Regions from separate parts of the Homo sapiens genome. Here regions 1, 3 and 4 are each linked to region 2. The links are chromatin contacts, found by Hi-C in ENCODE. All regions are on one chromosome and are shown on one strand. The core of a region is the stretch at or near the end of the contact, and the rest is flanking DNA. Distances in the headings are between cores, read along the strand shown. Region 1 overlaps CHST11 (carbohydrate sulfotransferase 11). Region 2 overlaps C12orf75 (chromosome 12 open reading frame 75). Region 3 overlaps CHST11 (carbohydrate sulfotransferase 11). Region 4 overlaps CHST11 (carbohydrate sulfotransferase 11).

Region 1 (2,700 bases), core at 185-2,684, 660 kb before region 2:
TCAGGGCTGCTGTTAGCTGCCTTCTCATTCCTCTTACTCAGCATTCATCAAACACTTATCCTGCACTGGGCGCTGCACCAGGCCCCGGAGTTCAAAGGTGGCCAAGATGCCACTTTTGAAAAAAATGTTTTTTGAATGTGTTTTTTGGTTTTGTTTTGTTTTTGTGGTCATTTTCTTAAAAAACCTGGGTGTGGTCAAGAGCACAGCCCCCTGTTTTGACGCTGCATTAGTGGAGGGAATGAGTTTAACGAAGCGGGTGACTTCACCTGGGTCACCTGCCAGGATTCTATCTGGGGTCACAGTTACTTCAATAAAGTGAAGCAGGAACGAGGCAGAGGGGACATGGGCCTTTGTGAGAATGAACGATGGAAACTCTTTGAACTCCTGGGATAGAAAGGCCAAGCTGTCACTAGAGCTGTTCGTGATGGGAGAGTGATTAAAGCTCGTTGGAGTTTCCTGCCTTCTTCTGGCATCAGAACTTTATGCCTGCTCTGTGTTCGGAACCAGTGCAGCTCCGAGTCCTGAGCTTTGACGTGGGAATCAGATTTCCCTGGGCCTGAGTCAGATTCTGGGCCCCACAGAAGTCAGTGGCTCCCATTTGGCTGAGGGGGTTCCCACCGGACCCTTTGCTGGGTAGAAAACACAGCAGCCAAGAAAGATCTGTTGGTCCTTGAGTCAGCTGTTGAGAAATGGAGCCACAGGGGATGCTGGGGGGTTCTCCGAAGCTTGACACCCTGCCTTCAGATCCTGGCATCATCATTTGGCAGGAACACGTGTGGCCTTTCACAAGCAACAGGATTTCTTTGAGCCTCAGCTGTCCCATCTGTAAGATGGACATGGTGTTGCCTTCCCAACTGGCTTGCCCTGAGACTAAATTTGGAAATTGCCAACATTCCTCGAATGCTCCTTATGTGCCAGCTATTGTGGGGAGGGCCTCAGCTCAGCCCCCTCCAAGGCCTGATAGTTTGAAGGCACTGAGGTAGAGGTTTTGTGTCTGTTCCTAGAATTAGGCAGTTTGGTTCCAGAATCAACATCCTTAACCATTAGATGACACTGTCTGTGAAGAGAAAGAAAACTCATGAAAACACAATTCACAACACAATGAGTGTGTGTGTGTGTGTGTGTGTGTGTGTATGTGTCCTTGTGGTTTGCTTATTGAACAAGCATTTCCTGAGCACCTACTTTGTGCAAAGCCATGGAAACATAAAGATGACTAAGGCACAGTTCCCAGCTGCAAGCGGGGAGCTTCCAGACATTTCTATCTTACCTCAGAGCTAGTGATAAGAATAGGTTCCCTCACTCTCACTTCCACCCAGCATGTGCCTTAGCTTACAATTGATAGATTTTTTTAATTCTGTGACCACAGAGCTCTTTGCCAGAAATGGGGGCGGGGGAAATCCATTACCCAGAAGCGGCCCCAGCTCCCCCTTCACAGCCCTCCTTTCTTGTGGGTAGCTGGCATTGCCACGTACAGAGTAACTTGGACGTGACGCTTCACCGTGAAGTCACACTCCTGGCCTGCTGGGAACAGTGGGGCAGCCCTGGAGGAGCCAACCCGATGAATAACGTTATTGGAGGTGTCCATATAAAGAGGACCTTGTGTAAATAAATGATGTGACCCTCCCACCCCCACTTTGGCAGGGCTGCGGAGCTGAGAAAGGGAAGCACAGGAAATGTGTTTATTTTGCCTTTGCTGAGCAGTCGTTCTGAGGGTACACAATGCAACATTAAACCCCAGGGGAGCCTCCTAGGTATGTTAACTCGCCATCTGCATGCTCCCTTTGCTGTGCAAAGAGCACAGAAATGGTTTCCAAGCCTTCTGTTTGGCTCCCACCCACCCTACCTTTTTTCTTTTTTCCTTTTGTCTACTTGGGAAATTTTTGAAGATAAAGTGCAGCAGATGATATAATAAACACTTTTTACTCACCATCCTGAATTCACAAATGTAACATTGTGGCATATTTGCTTCAGATCTTTTATAGATCTGCCTATATAATAGAAATAAACCATCAGGGTCAGGCACGGTGGCTCACGCCTGTAATCGCAGCACTTTGGGAGGCTGAGGCGGGCGGATTACTTGAGGTCAGGAATTCAAGACCAGCCTGGCCAACATGGTGAAACCCCGACTCTGCTAAAAATACAAAAAAAAAAAAAAAAAAAAAAAAACATAGCTGGGCGTGGTGGTGCACACCTGTACACCTGTACTCCCAGCTACATGGGAGGCTGAGGCAGGAGAATTGCTTGAACCGGGAAGGCAGAGGTTGAAGTGAGCCGAGATCACGGTACTGCACTCCAGCCTGAGCAACAGAGTGAGACTCGGTCTCAAAAAAAGAATAAAATAAAATAAACAAACCATCACCAAGGTAGAAATCTCTTTTGAATCTCCTCTTCTCCCCTTCATCCCTGCCTCTCAACCTCTTATGAATTTACAATATAAATTCCAGTGTTTGTTTTATACTGTGACTCCTATATCTGGACCCAGATACAATATGCAACACAGGTTTATGTTTTCATAATTTATGTAGGTGCTATCATACTGAATATATTACTCTTCAATTTGCCTGTTCTGTACAACTATGTGTTTTGATGTCCAGCCCTGTGGATCCCTCAGTCTGTTCCAATTACTGTATCATGTTCCATCATATGATTATATTGCATTCTATTTATGTATCTACCTATAGGTAGACAGATAAATTGCTT
Region 2 (2,700 bases), core at 82-2,581:
TATTTTATACAACCCAGAAACTAAGTAAATGTAATGATGAAAGATTTTGACTACCATATATTACTGAGGAAGAAAAAGATTCATATTTTATGTATTAACTTTGAATAAGGTTTCACTTAATGAAAGTGATAGTTATTGGTAAGATAAATCATAGTAATTTAAAATGATTGTAAGGTTGAGGTGTTCCATGCAGATATTTGGTTTTAAATAGGCATGCAAAAAATACATTAATTTAAAAAAAGGCCAGGTAGGCGAAAGCCCACCCACCCCAAAGAGCAGCCACAGAGACATGGTCGTTTTGGAGGCAGCCCACCTTCCAGAACCCCGACCTACAAGAAGACAGAGCTTATTTATGATTAGAGAGACATTCAATGTCTCCAGTTCATTCAGAAAAAGTCTGTGACCCTAGTATAAAACAGAAGGATGCATAACTACCTAGAGAATCTGGATCAGCACTGCTATTCACCCTGAGAAGGGTAAGAAGAGCACCTGGCTGGTTTTAGTAAGTTCACAGGAAGTGAGCTAGAAGTGGAATTAATAGAAACTCTGAGACAGAGGAAACCCGAAGCCATCCATCTGTAATCTTAGTTGCAGTGGTTGCCTTTGGTCAGTTGCTTTTTTTTCTTTTCTTCTTTCTTTTTCTTGCATGCCGAGTGTCAAGCCAACTTTGATAAGGTACATATCACTAAACAGTATCTTACTCTACAAGAGTGAGTCATGTTTAAACCATCAACTGAGGATTTATCTTTTCAACAATCCCAAAAGACGTTGAAAGTGGGGAGAATATGAGTTACGGGGGTCACCTTGAATAACACTTGTTTCTGCAAACAGTTTTATTAATGCTATGACTGAAAGTCTGACTCAGAGCCCTGTAAGTGTGTGACCTTAGGCTAGGAGATGATTATGATACTCAACGGGTGGCTTGAACCTCGACTCATTCTTTCTCCTTGATCACCTGTTCTTTGATAAAAGAAGCTACATTTTTTTGCTAACAAAAGGAGACCTGATTTTAGTTGAATGCCCAATGTATTTTCTGTGTGTGTGTGTGTGTGTGTGTGTGTGTGAGAGAGAGAGAGAGAGAGAGAGGAGAGAGAGAGAGACAGACAGACAGACAGACAGACACAGGGTCTTGCTCTGTTGCCCAGGCTGGAGTGCAGTGGTGCGATCATGACTCACTGTAACCTCGACCTCCCAGGCTCAGGCAGTCTTCCCATTTCAGCCTCCTGAGTAGCTGGGACTACAGGTGCAAGCCAGCATGCTTGGCTATTTTATTTTGTATTTTTTGAAGAAACAGGGTCTCCCTTTGTTGCCCCAGCTGATCTTGAACTCCTGGGCTCAAGATATCTGTCTGCCTTGGCTGCCTGAATTGCTGAGATTACAGATGTGAGTCACTGCGCTGGGCTCAGTGTATTTTTTAAACCTGGTCCAAATTGGTGAATACATGTTCTATGGTTCTTAGGGAACGTTCCTGTGGTTTAAAAGGTTTTATAGCTGGGCATGGTGGCACGTGTTTGTAGTCCCAGCCACTCAGGAGGCTAAGGTGGGAGGATCACTTGAGCTGAGGAGTTCGAGACCAGTCTAGGCAACATAGTGAGACTCCATCTCTACAAAACCAAAAAACATATATGTTAGCCAGGTGCGGGGTGTGCGCCTGTGGTGCCAGCTGCTAGGGAGGCCGAGATGGGAGCATCGCTTGAGCCTGAGAGGTTGAGGCTACAGTGAGCTATGATTGTGCCACTGCTCTCCAGCCTAGGCTATGGAGCAAGACCCTGTCTCAGAAAAAAACCAAAACAATAATAATAAATAAATACAGGGTTTTCCTGATAAGATGGTATTTGAGGTTATGATTAAAAAATATTTCAGTCTTACATTTTTTCAAATGTTGCATTACTTTCCACAAATTTTTCAAATGGTATAGATGAGGAGAAACAAAACATTGTCTTGATACCAGAGAAAGCAATTTACCGATAGGTTTTCAGTCATGCTTACCCTGGAAAAACAAGCTTATTACACAAGTTTATTCTTTAGAGTAGTGGCTCGTGTGCAACTAGAAAATGGAATCACTGCTCAGTAAATTAATGTAAATCCTTTAGTACTGGCTTCCTCCAGCACTCTTTGGACTCCAGAAGTCAGTCTTCCTTCTAAGATTGGCTCTGGGCACAGCTGTAAAGCGGATGATGTTTCGACCAAACCCCAGCACTTGGTTCCAGTCCCTTCCCTTGGGTCTTCCTTCCCCTTTCACTTCTCTAATGGACTTAATGTCTAGCATAGCTCCCCTAGCAAGAGCAGGATTTGTCTTGATGTGCCACGTACTTATTTCCAGATTTCCCTTGATCCCTTGGTAATTTGGGCTAGTTTCTCTTCCCCTGCGTCGGCACCAACGTTTGACTCCATGGTTGTGAAATTGAAGAAGTCGTGATAAGCTTCAATGCTTGGGGCCAGGCCAGAAGTGGTGGGAGGCAAACTGGTAGAATTCACCTTTTACTTTTTATTTTTAGGTGATTTGGTTTATGGCACCTGATCCCTTATCTCCTCTAACTCTGCATTTTGGTTCTCTTGGTATAAGCCTTATCTTCAAGGTTTCTTCCCCATTTATAGTAGATTAAGGGGTACTCTTGTTGCCCCTAAGTTGCTTCTCTCCCATTTTCCAGTTTTTAGTGCGTTGGCTTGTGGGCGTCTGGGCATTGCTTCCTGAATTGT
Region 3 (2,700 bases), core at 57-2,556, 620 kb before region 2:
AGGCTGTCTGGCTGCAGAGCCTGTGTTCTGAACCACTCTGCTCTGCTGCCCCTTGATGGAAACAGCCACATAGTAAAGAACTCTATTTTTTTCATGAGAAAAAACTTTTAACTGTGAATATTAATTGCTTGTCCCTTAAGAGCAGCTGTGGGTCAAGTGACACAGTAAGTTCTTTGCAGACTTCATCCCTTTAAACCTCATAAGAGCCAGTGAGGTTTGTGCTCTCTCAGCTCCCACTTTACTGATGAGGAGACTGAGGCCAGGAGAGTGAATCTTACTGACCCCAGATCATGGGGCTGGTCAGGGCCATTGCCAAATTTTACATCCAGATTGGTCTGCCTGACTCCAGAGTCTGATCTCCAGCCTGTGCTGATGAGCTTGCTCATCTCCGCAGAGTTCCAGACATCCTAGGGAGAGTAAACCTTTGTTCCATCAAAGCAAATACTCTCCATTTTTGTTCAGTATTTATTGAATGAGATCAGGGAGACACTGATTTTCTGTAAAAATTGTATCCTGAAATCAATGTATTTAGTTTCTACCACTTAGTTTTAGTAGGGTCACTGGCCTTTAAAGAAAAAAATGCAAAGACTTTTCCCAGTTCTTGCCTCACTTTTCTTTAATGAGCTCTGAAATCAGGCCAGCCCAGGGGGACCTATCCCACGTTCCCTATTCTGGATAATAAAATGGGTCACTCACTTCTTTTTAGTTTTATAATTTCCATTGATCATAAATCTACATGTGTTGTCAAAATACTCCTCTGAGGTTGATGGAAGGTAGCAAAGATGGTTTTTCTATTTCATAGGAATGTTATGGCACCACACAGATGACACTCCCTGCCCTCTCACTCTGCCCTGGAATCCATCCCTGCACCTCCAACAAGGGCTGCTGGGTGGATAGAAGGAGAAAATCCCTCTTTTTGCTCTGCTGTCCAGCAGCACAACAAAAAGGCATATTTGGGTTCCAGTCTTTGCTCTGCTGCTTTCTGGGAGTGGGTGGATGAGCTCTCATCTCTGGGCCTCAGTTTTGCCATCTGAAAATCAGAGGGTGGTATCAGATAATCACAAAGGTATTTTGTAACTCTGAAGTTCTGGGTTCTAAGGACTCTGAGATGCAAAATTATTTGAAAGCTCTACAGGCAGAAGAATATTAATACCTCTGATGTCATGCAATTGAGGGTGTCTTATTCACCTCTGGGCCCCGGGTCTGTGTCCCTGCCATTGTGTGTGACTCTGTTCCTGGATATCTGTATCTTCATGTCCTCGGCCATGGCCTAAGAAGCCGCAGAGATGTCTGACTTCCTCAGTGAACAGCAGATGGATGGATTTAGACGTGCTTGTCCCTCTAGCACTCCACGATGGTCTTCCTGTTCCACTTTCACTATGATTGAGAATGGGCCGTCCTTCTTGAAAGAGGAAAAAGGCAGTGAAGTGATAAACAAAATCTTCTTAGTACTCTGCAAAGATGTTCATGTGTTGCCACAAAGCTAATCACCCTTTTCTGAATTCTGCAAGTATTGGGCACCAAGTGCCTGGGACACTGAGATACCTGGGCCTTATCCCAGCTGCCCTGGAGGGAGGGCATGAGTTGAGCTCACATTGTTCATAGTGACATTAACTATGATCAGGATGGAGCAGGTTGAGGCAAAGGGGTGAAGGTAAAGGTGGTGGAAATGGCTCCGTTGGGGCCCCAGGCTTGGTGGTGGTGGTTACTGGGGAGAGAACGAGGGTGTCTTCCAGGCAGGGGTAGGAGGAGGGCTTTGGAGCCCCATCTGCAGAACTAGCTCCACCTCTCTCTTGGGGGAGGACCAGCCTTCCTCTCACTGGAAGCATGCAACATGCAGAAACGAAAGGCCCAGAGCATGGCTCATGCGTGCCTTTGGAACAATGGAGAAATCGGGTATTGTTAAAACATGCTGCTTGACTAAGAAATAAATGGACCTCTTTGGGTGCCTCTCAATTCATAGTTCAGTTACTGTGAAATTCCATGAATCCTTTACAGTCTGTTAATACATATTAATAGCTAATCTTGATATTGCCAGAAAATTGCTCTTCAGACCTCCAATTTGCTTAACAGCTGCCAATCTAAGTTGCCGCCAATTGCCTCTATCGGTCTTCTGTGTCAGTGAGATATTAAGTCGCCATGAGCCAGGCATTTTGCACAGATGACAAATGTGTTTGGCGTTCACTGCAGAACCCGCTCATGTAAAAGCGACGCTCAATCATCAGTTCTCAAAGTGAAACAGAGACCACCAGCCTCAGAATTGGCCTGATAGAATCATCACGGGGCAGCGATCAAGAGCAGGTTCCCAGGACAGCCCGACCCACTGAACCAGAATTACTCAGGGTGGTGTCTGGGAACCCGCATTGCATCAGATTCCCGCTGTGATTCTTACATACACTGAACATTGAGAAATGCTGTCAGGTGAAAGGCAAAGCAACATTCCTGCTATCCTGCCCCCGGCACTTGGGAAACCACCCTCTGTAAGGTTTACAGTAGCTACTTCCTGAGTGCCTACTATGTGCCAGGTACCATGCTATGTGCTTTCCTTGTGGGCTCTCATCTAATCCTCAAAATGACCCTGAGAAGTAGACTTTATTGTTGTCCCCATTTTGCAGATGAGGAAACTAAGGCCTGAAGGGCTCAAGTGATTAGGCCAAAATAGAAGTAGAATATTCTGGTCAGTCTGGGAAGAGAACCAAT
Region 4 (2,700 bases), core at 54-2,553, 690 kb before region 2:
TCATACACACTCACACAAACACATCCATACACACATGCACTCACACTTACACACACACTCCCACACATACACACCCACACATGCACTCACACTCATACACACACTCCCACACAAACACATCCATACACACGCACTCACACTCATGCACACTCTCCCACACATACCCACACACACACAAATATACTCTCACACATACCCCTGCATACACACACATCATACATACACACCACATATACACACACACTCCCACACATACCCCTCACATACACAAACCAATACACACCCACACATACACTCTCACACACACCCCACATAAACACACACCCACACATACATTCTCACACACACTCCCACACATACCCCCCACACCTATACATATACACCAACAGAAACACACACATACATACATGCACATACATGCACACTCACACACACACTCTTTTCCAGCTTTGTGTTTCTGCTTCTGCCTTTTCAGTTTCTTTGATTTCCCACATATGGATTTCCTGCCCTGCCTTCTGAGGGTGTTGGGCAGGTGAGAAGCCCTAAGATCATGTTCAGAGCTGAAAACATAATCACCAGATTGGAATACTGGAGATGAGATGGTAGAGAATGGCTAGTTTTAGCTTTTCTCATTAACACGGGGTGGGAGCAGATGACCTTTTCCTTTTAGCTGACAGCTAGTCTGCTGGCCATGGGCACACCCTCCTCCGCAAAGCCTCTTGTGATCTCCAGTCTGACTGGACACGGCTTCTTGCTGCGCCCGTGATCCTAAGCATGGGGTGTGGGTGGTAGGGAAAAGCCTGGAGCAGGGCTGCTTGGTTGAAATCTTGGCTCTGCAAGTTATTTGGTTTTGCTGTGCCTTCATTTCCCCATTTGCAGAGTGGGGTCAGTATTTGCCCTGATTCTTAGGGTTGTTAAGAATATTCGATGAGGAGAGCCACATCAAGTGCTTGGAATGCCTGTCTACTGATCATTACTGTTACCAGCGCGATCATGGTTTTGATCATGGAAGCTCTTAGCCCACTGCACTGTGATCGGTCTAGGAAGTCCTGTCGCTTCCCCCACAGGTTTCGCAGCAAACGGGCCAGGACAGTTATCTCAGGCAGCCTAGAGAACGCCTACAGTGTGAGCAAAGCCACTGTTTAAAGTGAGGTGATACTTTATTCACCAAAGATTCCTTTACTTACAGAAAGTCCCCCTTGAACTTATGATTTGAATTTTAGACATTTTACCCAATCTCTATCTTTCTCTCTCTTTTTCTCTCTCTCTCTGTCTCTCTCTCCTCCCCGCCCCCAGCCCTCTTCTTGCATAATGTGAGAAGAGGCTTTCAACAGCCAAATGGAAACCCCCTTTGTCACCTTGTAGGCGTGTGGCATTGGGACACTGAAGTTAGCAAATCGGCCAGTGACTCATCAGTTTCCTCTCCATAACTGGGGTGTGGTTGGGGGATGGGGCAAAACTGGCACTTGGCAGGAGGCCTTGGCACAGTTCCCAGGCAGCATTCCTTCTGACCCGTCAGTGACCATGTCCTACCCATTAAGGAATATTGTAATGATCAGCCCTGGAGGAAGGAGCATTAAGATTTCTGCTCTGACTTCAGATGTTTTGATACAATTTGGGTAGCTCGAGTTCTCCATCCCTGACAATGAAAATGCCCAGGAATGTCAGGGAAGCGCGTTTTCTGGAAACCTACCTCCCTGAGACCTGTCTGGCCTGCACAGGGGGGTGGACCGTGTGGGAGAGAGGGGATTGTCCCTCTCTCCCCAAGGTCAGCTCTGGCTTGCGGAGTAATGGCTCGTGTGAGTGATGTGTGTGCAGGACTCCATTAGGGGCCCGGCTGTCCAGCTGTCTTGTGGCAAGTGTCTTTGCAGAGAGGGGCGAAAGGAGCAGATAGCTCCAGAAATGGAGAATAAAGAGACCATTGCTTTCTGCTTTCTGGCAAATTCTGCCAAAATACTGCAGAGAATGAAAAACTTTGAAGGAAAACCCCTTTATCAGCTATCCCATGCCTTGTGGCCATTGATTCCACGAGCAGGTGTTTCTGAGAGCTGGAAGCTGGCCTGGCCCTGGCCTCTTTCAGGAATAGAACATGTGAGGATGGTTGGCTTCACCACCTCCAAAGGGACCTCGGGAGGAGTAACCTCCCAATGGGGCAAGATTACTCACCATGACGGGCAGCTCAGTGCATGGCAACAAGCGTATGCTCTGCTGGGCAGCCTTCTTGGCTGGAAAACTGGCTCGTGATTCTGACTGTGACTCTCCCTCCTACACTTTCCAAGCCAAGAGCCTCCCCCAGATTTCACATGCCTCCCGCATGGCACCTCTGTTCTCCTGCTGCCACCACTCAGACACCCAGGCGTGAGGATTACTCTGAAACCCTGATGCTTGGCCATACCTGCCCCACCATTTCTGAGGCTGCCATAATGAATCACCACAGACCAGGTGGCTTAAAACAACAGAAATGTATTCTTTCCCAGTTCTGGAGGCCAGAAGTCCAAAATCAAGGTGTCAGCAAAGCTGTACTCCCTCTGGAGACTCTAAGGGAAGATTTATTATTTGCCTCTCCCAGTTGCCAAACTCCTTGGCTTGGGGCCCCATCTCTCTGCTCCATGTACACGTTGCTGCCCCCTCTTCTGTCTTCTTTTTTGTCTCTTATAAAGACACGTCATTAATATTTAGGGCCTACCCACACACTCCAGG

The links. A loop is a pair of places that touch in the nucleus more often than their neighbours do. Pooled maps may share reads with other maps.
Region 1: a map with no recorded cell type shows a loop between it and region 2 (3-fold over the local background). The contact joins two enhancer-like sites. A Hi-C loop is called at or near these places in 3 of 37 single-sample maps with no recorded cell type and 2 of 50 pooled maps.
Region 3: a loop to region 2 is called in a map with no recorded cell type, with 3 times the contacts of the local background. The contact joins two enhancer-like sites. A Hi-C loop is called at or near these places in 4 of 37 single-sample maps with no recorded cell type and 1 of 50 pooled maps.
Region 4: a pooled map shows a loop between it and region 2 (2.7-fold over the local background). The contact joins two enhancer-like sites. A Hi-C loop is called at or near these places in 2 of 37 single-sample maps with no recorded cell type and 2 of 50 pooled maps.

What each region holds. Positions count from the first base shown.
Region 1 is chr12:104,694,342-104,697,041 of GRCh38, forward strand. All of the region lies in intron 2 of CHST11 (carbohydrate sulfotransferase 11), which reads left to right. Among named protein-coding and RNA genes, the nearest start is that of MIR3922, 100 kb to the left of the region's middle. RefSeq lists an enhancer at 1,381-1,520. Within about 2 kb of position 1,435, at least 8 of the 41 ENCODE cell types and tissues checked have a DNase peak (open chromatin) inside an H3K27ac peak, as active enhancers do.
Region 2 is chr12:105,356,745-105,359,444 of GRCh38, forward strand. All of the region lies in intron 2 of C12orf75 (chromosome 12 open reading frame 75), which reads left to right. Among named protein-coding and RNA genes, the nearest start is that of C12orf75, 27 kb to the left of the region's middle. RefSeq lists a silencer at 892-961. Within about 2 kb of position 1,332, at least 3 of the 41 ENCODE cell types and tissues checked have a DNase peak (open chromatin) inside an H3K27ac peak, as active enhancers do.
Region 3 is chr12:104,739,550-104,742,249 of GRCh38, forward strand. The region is part of intron 2 of CHST11 (carbohydrate sulfotransferase 11); the gene reads left to right. Among named protein-coding and RNA genes, the nearest start is that of MIR3922, 150 kb to the left of the region's middle. RefSeq lists an enhancer at 1,444-1,493. Within about 2 kb of position 1,307, at least 11 of the 41 ENCODE cell types and tissues checked have a DNase peak (open chromatin) inside an H3K27ac peak, as active enhancers do.
Region 4 is chr12:104,670,493-104,673,192 of GRCh38, forward strand. All of the region lies in intron 2 of CHST11 (carbohydrate sulfotransferase 11), which reads left to right. Among named protein-coding and RNA genes, the nearest start is that of MIR3922, 80 kb to the left of the region's middle. RefSeq lists an enhancer at 919-1,523. Within about 2 kb of position 1,304, at least 31 of the 41 ENCODE cell types and tissues checked have a DNase peak (open chromatin) inside an H3K27ac peak, as active enhancers do.